Regions from separate parts of the Homo sapiens genome. Here region 1 is linked to region 2. The links are chromatin contacts, found by Hi-C in ENCODE. All regions are on one chromosome and are shown on one strand. Each heading gives the region's core, a stretch centred on a gene start or an enhancer-like site at or near the end of the contact. The rest is flanking DNA. Distances are from core to core; before and after follow the strand shown.

Evidence for each region. Hi-C counts contacts between places; a loop is a spot of excess contacts on that map. Pooled maps may share reads with other maps.
Region 1: a pooled map of left cardiac atrium shows a loop between it and region 2 (2.2-fold over the local background). The contact joins the promoter of LINC02557 here to the enhancer-like site in region 2. A Hi-C loop is called at or near these places in 12 of 168 maps with a recorded cell type or tissue (Right ventricle myocardium inferior, dorsolateral prefrontal cortex, endothelial cell of umbilical vein and 7 more) and 15 of 50 pooled maps.

The regions. Positions count from the first base shown.
Region 1 is chr22:23,511,543-23,517,854 of GRCh38, reverse strand. It overlaps LINC02557 (long intergenic non-protein coding RNA 2557), which reads left to right and starts at 4,521. Exons shown (of 3, transcript XR_938072.2): 1 at 4,521-4,579; 2 at 5,212-5,837.
Region 2 is chr22:23,301,810-23,307,864 of GRCh38, reverse strand. The region is part of intron 16 of BCR (BCR activator of RhoGEF and GTPase); the gene reads right to left. Among named protein-coding and RNA genes, the nearest start is that of LINC02556, 22 kb to the left of the region's middle. Within about 2 kb of position 1,809, at least 22 of the 41 ENCODE cell types and tissues checked have a DNase peak (open chromatin) inside an H3K27ac peak, as active enhancers do; they include dorsolateral prefrontal cortex, endothelial cell of umbilical vein, gastrocnemius medialis and 2 more, where a contact is called at or near this core.

The DNA of each region.
Region 1 (6,312 bases), core at 3,272-5,771, 210 kb before region 2:
GGCTCTGACACTGGGCTCTGCACACCTTCCTCAGCCAAGGCCGCCAGGTGACCTTGGGCCGATCACACTCCCTGGGGACCTCTCTTCTACATATTCAAAAAAGGGTGTGCTTGTCCATTCGGCTGTTATGACAAAATACCTTAGACTGGGTTATTTATAAACAAATTTATTGTTCACAGTTCTGGAGGCTGGGAAATCCAAGATGAATGTGCCTGCAGATTCGGTGTCTGATGAGGGCCGTTTCCTCATAGATGCCTTATAGCCTTGTCCTCACGTGGTGGAAGGGGTGAGCAGGCTCCCCAGGCCTCTTGCCTAAGAGCATGAATTCCATTCATGAGGATAGAGCCCTCATGACCTAATCACCTCCCAGAAGCCTCACCTCTTTTTTTTTTTTTTTTTTTTGAGACGGAGTCTCACTCTGTTGCCCAGGCTGGAGTGCAGTGGCGCGATCTCAGCTCACTGCAAGCTCCACCTCCCGGGTTCACACCATTCTCCTGCCTCAGCCTCCCCAGTAGCTGGGACTACAGGCGCCCCCCCACCATGCCTGGCTAATTTTTTGTATTTTTAGTAGAGATGGGGTTTCACCGTGTTAGCCAGGATGGTCTTGATCTCCTGACCTCGTGATCCACCCACTTCGGCCTCCCAAAGTGCTGGGATTACAGGCGTGAGCCATTGCCCCAGGCCAGAATCCTCACCTTTTAATACACATTGCAGATAATGGTGTTTTTTTGTTTTGGTTTGGTTTGGTTTGGTTTTTGTTTGTTTGTTTTGAGACAGGGTCTCCCTCTGTCACCCAGGCTGCAGTGCAGTGACCTCATCTTGACTCACTACAGTCTCGGCCTCCCAGGTTCAAGCAATCCTCCCTCCTCAGCTTCCCGAGTAGCTGAGATTACAGGTATGTGCCACCACACCTGGCTAATTTTTGCATTTTTTGTAGAGACGGGGTTTCACCATGTTGGCCAGGCTGGTCTGGAACTCCTGACCTCAGGTGATCCACCCGCCTCAGCCTCCCAAGGTGCTGGGATTACAGGCATGAGCCACCAAGCTTGACGCAGATTATGTCTTGACATACGAATTTTGGGGGGAGGGGGGTCAGGTCATGGTAAATGTGGTGCATTGTGATGTCTCCTATTCTGTATTTCTACAATCCCAAACAGGTGAGTAAGAACCCAACTAACTACTCCCCCGAGCACCCATTCCCACCCCGGCCTCTGGGATCTGCCTCCAACACCTGCAGGTTCCCCAGATTGAGGTCCAGGTCCGCTCCAATTGACCCAGACAAGCTGCGGTGGGACCTGGCAGAGGTGGGGGCCGGGGCAGAGCACTGGACTCAGAAGCAAGAGGCCAGGGGCGGGGTCTGGCTCTGTCCTGTGATGTGTGACCCTGAGGAAATGGCATTCCAGAGCTCAGATGAAATACCTTAGAGACTCGGGAAATGTCAGCTGTTGGGGGCATTACTGTTATAATTATTGCTGTCATATTGTTGCTACAAAAGAAGCTGGTTAGAGCCACTGGCTTTGGGAGGCATCGTTCATTCGGTGGTTACCACTCGTTCACCCACTCACTCAATAAAAATTTATTACTGTGGCTGGGCATGGTGGCTCACACCTGTAATCTCAGCACCTTGGGAGGCCGAGGCGGGCGGATCACCTGAGGTCAGGAGTTCGAGACCAGCCTGGCCAACATGGTGAAACCCTGTTTCTACTAAAAATACAAAAATTAGCCAGGCATGGTGGCGGGCACCTGTAATCCCAGCTATTTGGGAGGCTGAGGCAGGAGAATCGCTTGAACCCTGGAAGCCGAGGTTGCAGTGAGCTGAGATTGTGCCATTGCACTCCAGCCTGAGCAACCAGAGCAAAACTCTGTCTCAAAAAAAAAAAAAAAAATGGCCAGGTAAGGTGGCTCACGCCTGTAATCCCAGCACTTTGGGAGGCCGAGGCGGGTGGATCATGAGGTCAGCAGATCGAAACCATCCCGGCTAAGACGGTGAAACCCCATCTCTACTAAAAATACAAAAACTTAGCCAGGCATGGTGGCGGGTGCCTGTAGTCCCAGCTATTTGGGAGGCTGAGGCAGGAGAATGGCGTGAACCCAGGAGGCGGAGCTTGCAGTGAGCCGAGATCGCACCACTGCACTGCAGCCTGGGCGATAGAGCAACACTCCAACTCAAAAAAAAAAAAAATTTATTACCGTGATCTGTGCCACGTGTTGGGCCCTGAGCCAAGTGCTGGGGAAGATACTAGGTAAGACAGGATCCTGCCCTCCAGAGAGGGCGTTGAACAGGTAGGTGTCACCTCGATTGCCAGGTCCCCATTTAATAGAGGCTGTGTTGAGGATTCTGAGACTACATCTCGGCTTAGAGGGAAAGAGTGCTGTGATCAATTAGTAATGTCTGCCACATTCACAGGGAGAGGAGTCTACACTAAGGCATTTCCTGGCCTTAACACTAAAGAATAGGCAGGATTGGCCGGGCGCAGTGGCTCACGCCTGTAATCCCAGCGCTTTGGGAGGCTGAGGCAGGTGGATCACGAGGTCAGGAGATCGAGACCTTCCTGGCTAACACAGTGAAACCCCGTGTCTACTAAAAATACAAAAAAATTAGCCAGGCGTGGTTGCAGGTGCCCGTAGTCCCAGCTGCTGGGGAGGCTGAGGCAGGAGAATGGTGTGAACCCGGGAGGCGGAGCTTGCAGTGAGCCAAGATCGCACCACTGCACTCCAGCCTGGGAGACAGAGCAAGACTCCGTCTCAAAAAAAAAAGAATAGGCAGGATCTCAGACAGGAGACCCTCGTGACTGTGTGACTGTGGTTGCCTGACACACGACCAGAGACAGCAAGTCATTGACCTACTGCTTGCCTCGTTTTACCTGTTTGCGAAGCAGAGATGCCAACATGGGACTCACTGCATTTTTAGAAGGAGCTAGAGCTGGACAGCCCAGCCTTCCTGTTTTAACCCAGCCTCCTCTGGGCTGGAGTGAGGATCAAGTGTGAGATGCCCCTAAATGGAAACACATCGCGCTCAGCAGATGCCTGGTGGACGGCCGACCAGGAGCTGGAGCTGCAGCAAGAGCACAAGAGAGCTGGGCTTCCAGCTGCTCTGCCATTGGCCCTGCTTGGGCCTCAGCTTCTCCATATGCTCAGTGCGTGCTTGGAGGATGGAAGTGTTTTGGGGCCTCTGGAATCCGCTGTCTTGTGATGCCTGCAATGCTGAGACCTGGGGTCGGGGGAGCAGAATGAAAGCGGAGCCCAGGAGGGCAGATGGTGGGAAGGAGCACTCCAGTGCCCCATGTGGTGGGAGGCTGGGTGGGCAGAGGGGAGAGGGAGGACATGGGGAAGGGCAAGGAGAGGCCACCACTGCTGGATCTTCCCGAGGGCTGTCTAACTCCCTCCCGAGGGCTGTCTAGCTCCATCAGGGGGCGCTTCCCCATGCACCCCCATCCCAGGTGTTATCTCGAGCAAGGAAGGGCAGAGGGAAGAGAGGGTGGGCAATGTGGGGGCCCCAGGGAGTGTTGGAGGGGCTGAGGCCCTGATAGGTGGGCGCCTGAGTTCTGAAGAGGCCCTGGCAGTGATGACCCCTGGCTCCAAGACTGGAACCCAGGAGCAGCAGGCTGGGGCAGAAGACGCAGGCCAAGCCCCAGTACTCAGGAGCATTGGGGAAACCAGGGCAGCTCCCGGAGAGGCCAAGGTGACCCTCAGACCCTAAAAACAGACTGGCCACGTCTCCCAGGTGGATGCAGCAGTTTCTCCATGAGCATGACTTGGGGATTTAGGGCACTGAGACTCTGCTACCCACCCCCCTTAAAAATCCCTTGTGACTCCCAGTTGTCCTGAAGGGGAACCCCAAACTCCTCAGAGGCAGCACATGCTGGTGGGTGAGAATTGGGAGCCTGAGTCCAAGTTCCAGCCTGGCCACTATCGGCTGTGTGACCACCAGTAACTCGCCTAACCTCTCTGGGCCTCATGGGCTCGTTGGAGGATGTGGTGAGCGAGTGACTGAGATGAGCTTAGCACAGTGCCGGCCACACTGCCATTGTTCAGTGCCGGGTGGCTGTGCTTACCACCACTGCTGGCTGTAACTGGCAGAGCAGGGCATAGAAGGTCTTGGCCACTTGAACCCTAGTTGGCCTATCCTTTCTCATCGGCTCCAGCTCCACCCGCTGATGCCGCCCCAACACCAAGCTGCTCTCTGTTCCCTCAACACTCCTTGGTCTTTCATGCCACTGGGCCTTTGCTTCTGCTGTGCCCCCGTCAGGAATGCCCTTTCCCCTCCAGGCTGCTTCCAGACTCTGCCGGTTGTCGAGTGCCCTGGAAACCCGCTCACCCTGCAGGAGTTACTCAGTGTCCTGTGTGCATCCAGACCTTGGTGTGTGGTATCGAGCCTGTCTCCTGTCTGAGTCTGTGACTTCTCAGGCGCACATGTCGTGGCCTATTCATTTTCTTATCCTCGTTGCCCAGCGCCGCGCCTGTCACACGGTGGGTGCTCCGTAGAGTGGGCTGGAGGATAGAAGCAATCAATCCCCAATACCGTGGACGTGCTTGGTGGCAGGAGATGCTTTGCTTCGATGAAATGCTCCGCCTCCAGGTTAGTGCTTTGCATGAGGGATAGGGACATGGAGGCGCCACGAAGGATCAGCAAGGCCCCTAATGACTCCTTTCTCTCCTCACCCCTCCTCTGCCTCTTATTCCTGCCCTGAGCAGGCATTGAGCTCCTGGGGTTGGGCAAGGAAGGGAGAGCAAGTGGCAGGGGGTGGGTGGGCAGCAGGTTCCCAGTCCTGCAGGCGCTGCTGGGATCAGGATGCCACCCTCGCCACCCTGGGAGTTGTCTGCAGCACAGGGGCAGCTGGAGGTGGAGGTCGTGTGCTCCATGGACAGGTGGGGGTCATGTGCTCCATAGGGTGCCCGGCTGGGCCCTTGTCCCCAGTGCCCTCCCTGGCTGCCAGACCTCTCACTGTGAGGCAGCCAGGTCTCTCCCTGTCCTGGCAGAGGGAAGGCTGTTGCTCCCATCTGGCTCTGCTCCTGGCCATCTGCCCTCTGACCCCACCTGCCCCAGGATGAGTCCCTGCAGAATGCTCGAGTTAAACAGAGTCTGAGGGAGTAGTGAGTCCAGCCTTCCCATTTGGCAGATGAGAAAACTGAGGCCCAGGGAGGCAAAGAGCCTTGTCTGAGGTCACACCAGGAACGCAGAGTTCCATCTATGGCTTGATGTTCTTCCAGGACAGGAGAAGACCTTGGTTTTGACCCTGAGGAAACAGCAAAACTTGGACCTTGAAGACAGGAGATTGCCATGACTAATTTGGGGGCAGGCGGTGTGACTTTGAGTATGTTACCTAACCTTGCTGAGCCACGTGGTACTGGTGAGGATTCGGTGAGATGACAACTGGTCACAGCATGGCAGGCCTCCTGGCATGTCCCTGACTCTCCTTCAACAGGAGCTTTCGATATATTAGGGAGCAGGTAAGCCTCACCTTGAACAAATCCAACTGATGACACTTGTTTTTATGCAGACATAGCGGTTCCCCTGACCTTTGTGATAGTGTGGGATGACCATGTGTGATGGAGAAGGGCCCACGGCAGGTTTCTCTGGGTATAGTTAGGCGGGACCAGATGTACATCCTGCTCTGCCCCCAGAAGCTGCAACTCGAGAGGGGCTTGGTGGCTCTGGGCCTCATCTTGCCCATCTGCAAAATGGGAGCAATGGCACTTCCCTCTCCAGGCTGTTGTGCCCCTTGGTGAGATCACTTCGGGATGTAGAGCCTTGTGAGCGCAGGCCTCCCAGAAGTCCATCTTCCTCACCAACAAATGACCCGGTTCCGGAGAAAGATCTCGCCTTTGGTTGCAAGGTAAGCCAGGTAGACCTGGCCTCAGGGCCTGGGTTTCCTGGGGAGGGATGGGGTCTCAGAGCTCCTGGGCTGAGTGAGTCGAGTCCCCCCAGGAACAGGAAGCTCTGCCCATCTGCAGCCCTGTCCACAGCTGGTCATCCCTTCCTCCCCATGCTGCTGGAAGCTTGGGACCCACCGGGCCCTCCCCGCTGCTGCTGGGTGCCACGTGGCTGCCGTTTGCCGAGGAGCGGGTGGGGCAGAGGGGTGTACATTTTCCAGGCGATGTTTCCCTGGCAGCTCTGAAAATTAACTGGCCGTTAATGTGGCATACTATTTATTTTAATTAGCAGGAAATTGACCAATTTCTTAATAAGAGGCTTTGTGGAAGCCAAACCTGTATTTGGGGTTGGCGGTGTGTGTGGTGGGGGAGGCGGTGATCAGACAAGAATGACACCCACAGCCCAAGAGGGGACCTTCAGGCACCACAGATGAGGTG
Region 2 (6,055 bases), core at 560-3,059:
CCCCCCTACTTCACAGGTGTGTGCACCTGGGCCTCCCTCCCTGCACCTGCTCAGCACGAAGGCTCACCACAGGCACACCTGGGGGTTGACCCCTTCTCACCTCCCCTTCTAGGTCCTACTGGTTAACGTTTCCCAAGGCTCTGAACTGTGCAGCCAGAGTGGCACAGAGAAGCAAAGGGCGGCGGGACGTCTCCCACCGGGGGCCATGCGGCCACAGGCTCTCATTCCGCACCTGGCCCTGAAGGTCGTCAGAGGCCACACTCCAGGCCTCAGGGACCCCACCCTGAGAAGCAGCATCTGTGAGCAGGGAGCGGTCAGTCAGAACCACACATAAAAAGGAAACTCTCAAGTGGCACTTTCCCCCGGAGTGAACCCTAAGCAGAGGCAGGAGAGGACAACATGAGGGATGCGGACAGAGTGCGCTTTCTCTGGAAAGGAGGAGTTTATACCACTGCTGGGAGCTTTAAAAAATGGAAACCCTGCCTGTGATATCAGCACTTTGAAAGGCCGAGGCAGGAGGATCACTTGAGCCCATGAGTTTAAGACCAGCCTGGGCAATATAGTGAGACCCTGTCTCTATAAAAAAAAAATTTTCAAAAGCATTAGCCAAGCATGGTGGCATGTGCCTGCAGTCCCAACTGCTCGGGAGGCTGAGGTGGGGGCAACACTTGAGGCTAGAAGGTGGAGACTGCTGTGAGCCATGATCATGCCATTGCACTCCAGCCTGCGCAACAAAGCGAGAGACCCTGGCTCTACTAACCAACCAAGTAACTGGAAACACAGAAACATGTTAAGCAGGAGACATTCTTACCTTTCCTTCAAAGAACAGCCATCACTGGGCCCCTCTCCCCTTGAAAACCCAGAACAGGCAGAAGCAGCTAACAAGCAACCCAGAGTCCAGGTAAGAAGAGACAGAAAGAGAAGCTGTCCAGACATCAGCGGCTGCCCCTCAAAGCCCCCCTGGAACCACGGCCCACAGGTGCTTTTCAGCAGAGGCCGCCCGGCTCCGGCCCGCCCGGCTGGGGTGGAAGTACCAAAGGAGGCCCTGCATCATGGCCAGGGTGGATGGTGACTCTTGCATGCTTGGCCTTGCTGCTCTGGGAAGCTGGTGGGGCTAAACGAGAGCTTCCAGCCTCCAAGGCCTTTTGACCAGGCTTTGAGGGAAACCCCACCCCGCAGTCTGGCTGGCCAAGGTCAAAGCTTCCCATCACCTCCGGGTTCCACTTTTTTGTGTGTGTGTGGGAAGAACACCCTCCCACCCCAGCCTATTGGTTACGGGAATTTCCAACGTGTCTCCATCTCCTCTAAAGCCCAGAAAAGCTGAGCTTCCTTCTCAAGTGGCTAGTTTCCTGTTGCCCAAGTTTGGAGACTGAGTAAAGTATGACTGGTCAGCCTGCCTTGTGCTGGAAGCAATCCAGACTGTCCAAAATCTGCACCACTCCCAGCAGGTAACCCCAATAATCAAATGCAGTGCCTCTGATGGACCCAGGGTGGAGGACACCCTGCTCAGGTCCTGCTCCCCCAGAGCTAGCTGGCTGAGCAATGTGCAGCCCTGGGTGGGGCTCCAGCCAGCGTCCACTCCCCAGCATTGGTGGTGTCCAGCGCCCACTCCAACCTGGTACTGATGCTGCCAGGAGGGCTCTTTATCGGGCCCCTCTCTGTGACTCCCAGTGACTGAAGACCAGGGTGTTGGCCTCCAGGCACTGGCTCTCACGGCGGTCCTGACTGGCAGCTCCAGTGGGAAAGGCTGTCCCAAGGCTGGCTCTGTTCCAAAGAACAGAGTGTGCGCCGCAGAGCGGAAGCCGTATAAAGAATAGCATGATAATGAGGCCTGTGCCTCAGCTCAGCCAATCCCAAACATTGCTCAAGGCTGGTACGCTCTCTCGTGCAGTTATTTAAAGCACCAGAGAAGTAAACAAGCAAAAGACTGGGGTTTGGAAAAACAGATGACCAAGGGGGAAACAGTTTTCCCTTAAGGGAAAAACCGAGGCACTCCGGATGCTGTCCAGGGTCCCCCTGGGTTGCAAGGTCTTGGTGAGGAACATGCCTGCTGCCTGGCCGGGGACTGGGCAGGCAGGGGTCTGTCTGCTCACATGCAGTGGTCTCAGGAGGATGGACCAGGTTGCTGCTCCTCTCCCCCTGGACTGGGTAAGGCAGGAGCCTTGAAAGAATGACTATGGTCAGCGGGCCTGGCAGATGGTGGCCTAGAGGTCTGCCTAGAAAACTATCGTGCACATCCATCCCAGGGAAGTGGTGGGGTGGGGGCTGAGGGAGGCCGAAGCCCAACTGGGGCAGGTGCTGTGTGCTGCCCTGAAGCATCACTGACCACTTTGCATGGTGGCTCTGCTGGGGGCCCAGCACTGCCCTGCTTGCTTTGTAGTCAGTGTGGCTGGATTGAGTCACCAATGGGCAGCCGGAGGACATCCTCTCACCCACCCTCAGCAGGGGCAGGGAGGGGGCTATGAGTAAACCTTCCAAAGGAGGAAATGCTTGTTCACTTAGCTCCTTGTAGACAACAGCTTCCTTCACGCCCATCGTCACCAGCCTGGATGGTCCAGCAGGGCAACCCCAGTTGTTCCTGTCTGGGCCCCATGTGTCTGCACTATAACCTACTCCCGGGGGTGGGTCTTTGCTGAGACCACCAGAGAACCTCTGTGTTCACCAGGAGAGAGATTACAGGCCTCCTGCTGTAGTCTATGACCACAATCTGCTCTCCTGAGATCCATCCTGCACCTTTTTTTTTTTTTTTTTAAGGCGGAGTCTCACTCTGTTGCCCAGGCTGGAGTGCAGTGGCGAGATCTCGGCTGACTGCAACCTCTGCCTCCTGGCTTCAAACCATTCTCTTGCCTCAGCCCCTGAGGAGCTGGGATTACAGGCACCTGCCACCATGCCCGGTTAATTTTTGTATTTTTAGTAGAGACGAGGTTTCACCATGTTGGTCAGGCTGGTCTTGAACTCCTGACCTAAAGCAATCCACCCAACTTGGCCTCCTAAAGTGCTGGGATTACAGGCGTAAGCCACCGCGCCTGGCCTCTATCCCACTTTTAACTCTTTGCTTCTCTTCTCTGATCCCAACCAGTCTCTAACATCACTTCAAAAGGAACACACCCTTCTCCCTTAGGATACACTATAACCAGCATCGGTGAGGATGTAGAGAAATGGGCTTTCATACATGGCCACTGGGGATGTAAGATGGTGCAGCTACTCCAGACAACGTAGGGCAGTTCCCCAAATAGTCACCTTGTTGCACAGCCCAGCAATCTTACTAGGTGTTTACTCAGTGAATGAAAACATACGTCCATATAGAGACTGGTACCAAGGACATGTTCGTGGCTGCATCAACCTTAACAGCCCAAACTAGAAATGATCCAAGTGTCTGTCAAATAGTAAATGCAGAAATAAAAACATGTTATATGTATGCAATGGAAAATTATTATCATAAAAAGGAACCAAACAATGCTACCACATGAATAAACCTCAAAAACATAATGGTAAGTGGAGGAAATCAGTCAAAAAAGCCCACTCTAGTATGATTCCACGTTTATGAAATGTGAAGAATGGGCAAATCTCTAAAGACAAAAAGCAGATCGGCTTGGGTCTGGGAGTGGCTATAACTGGGAACAGGGGCTGGGCACGGTGGTTCACACCTGTAATCTCAGCACTTTGGGAGGCCAAGGCAGGAGGATCACTTGAGCCTAGGAATTTGAGACCAGCTTGGGCAGCAAAACAAGACCTTGTCTCAAAAAAAAAAAAAAAAAAAAAAAATAGCCTGGCATGGTGGCGCATGCCTGTGGTCCCAGCTACTTGAGAGGCTAAGGTAGGAAGAGCACTTGAGCCTGGGACATCAAGGTTGTGCTGAGTGTGGTTGCACCACTGTACTCCAACCTGGGCAACAGAGCAAGACCCTGTCTTAAAAAAAAAAAAAAAAAAAAAGGCAACAAGGAAATTGGGGTGATAGAAATATTCTAAAACTGGATTGTTGGTAAAAGTTGTACAGCTCTGTAAATTTACTATAAAATCATTCGGTTATAAAAATGGATGCATTTCATGGTACAAAAGTTAAAAATAAAGGGTCCAAAAGTGGCTCTCAATAGAGCAAGGAGGACCTGTATCACTATCCATGTTGATGGCGGTGTGCTTCAAGAAGAATCCCGTGGAATCTGTGTAAGAATTTGCTCATGTGATCTTACATTTTCATGATGTTTACATCTTCATATCTTCCCCAAATATTGGTTCAAAACAAACATCACTCATTTTGTGTTCCTGCTGCAAGAGACCCCCTGGGGCCTGCCCCTCTCCAAGTCTGTTTAAGAGGCTACATACATAAGTTTCTCTCCTATTGGTGCCTCTGCCACATGGACCATGCATGTCTCATTCATCTCGGAATGCCCCCCAGGCACATCAGAGACCCCCCTGAATGGGTGAATGGCTGTGTGGACAAGACCTACGTGGCCCTCAGATAATCCTTGAAATACAAATGAGGATTCTTGGTGCCTTCATGACGGTATCCGCCTTACCTGACCATACCTCCTCCGACTCCCATCACGTCCCCTGTGACGTGATCTTTATTTTGGCTTATGTTTGTCTCTGCTGCTGGAAAGTAAACGTGGAGGACAGGGCTTTGTCCAGTTCATTCTCTGTGGTATCTCCAGTACCCAGACAGAGACATAAAACATACCTCTATAAGTTATGTAATAATACATTGTTTAATGGATCTAGAGTTTATATATATATAGTAAAATACATATTGGCACAAAGCAAGTACTGTTACATGCACTAGAAATTGCTGAGCCAGGCACTTGCCCTCTCACAGGTGAATTAAATTGGGGTGGGGGGGGCCATGCAGCCTTGACGGTTGAGTGACTTATGCTCTCACGGGTGGGGGGTCAGCGTTTGCTGCTGTTCTCATCCTTATCTGTCGTTTGTGAGGAGGCGATGGAGCAGGCACTATCTGGCTCCAGCCCCTGGTCCCTGTGTCAGTGGGAGTGATGGGTGGGAACCATGGCTAGACAGGAAGGAATCTGATTGCTGTGTGAAGGGCATTCATGACTCACGCCAAGTAGGTGGCGGCTGCCCTGGTCCCTGGAGGTCCAGGCTCCCAGCTGGGGGGCTTGTTTGTGGGATCCCAGGAGGAAGTAAGTCGGAGGAGTGGTGGTGACTATGCCATTGGCGCTCTGCGACACCAGCCTGGCCTCTTTCTCCCCCGTGGACACTGTTTTCTGCACAGGGATACCTGAGAGAGGATGTGCATGACTCCGGAGCCCAGCCTTTTTGAATCTGGGCTTTTCCCAGTGACACCAGGAGCCTTCTGTGCTGTACCGTGTGGGAGGCGCTTGGCTCTCTGCAGCCAGCTACAGGGGCCTACAGCCCCCACACTGCTTATGCACCTCGACTCAGAAGTTGCGTAGAGAGACCCTCCCGTGAGGTGAGGCAGTTGCAGCAGGTAGAGAAGCCGCAGCATCCCGGGAGTGTCCAGATCCAACCATGAGGGCAGAGGTCCCTGGCAGGCCCCAAGGGCAGGGGTCTGGGATGGAAAGGAGTCCTCAGCAAAGCTGCTCATGTGCCTGTCTGTGGGCAGCAGGAGTCGGGATCTTCTGGGCTGGGGGCTTGGCCCGGTCTGGTTTTTTGCTCCCCTTAATGGTGCTGATGAGCTGGGTTTAGGAACCACTTGCCCGAGTCTCAGATTTTGGCTCCTGCTCTTCAAATGCCTGTCCTGGATGACTTGCCAGGTCCCCACCTCCCTTCTTGCACGATAGAGGCTCCATGAGGGTGGGGGTGGCGGTGGGGGGGCTCTAGAAATTGGGATGGGTGACCTGCTTTGTTCAGAGCCACAAGCCAGAAAGGCAAGGGGATACACAGTACAGCAGGGACAAAGCTGTGGTGGTGCCCACAGTCCAGAAAAGAGCCACTGACAGCACAAATTGAAGTCCTTGTGTGTGGGCAGGTGCAAGAGGACCCAAGTCGGGTGTCCCTTCCAAGCCAGCCCCGAGCCTGAATGAGCCATTTGAGTGAGCGAGGCCATCCTGGTCCATCCTCAGACACCAGGAACCCGCTG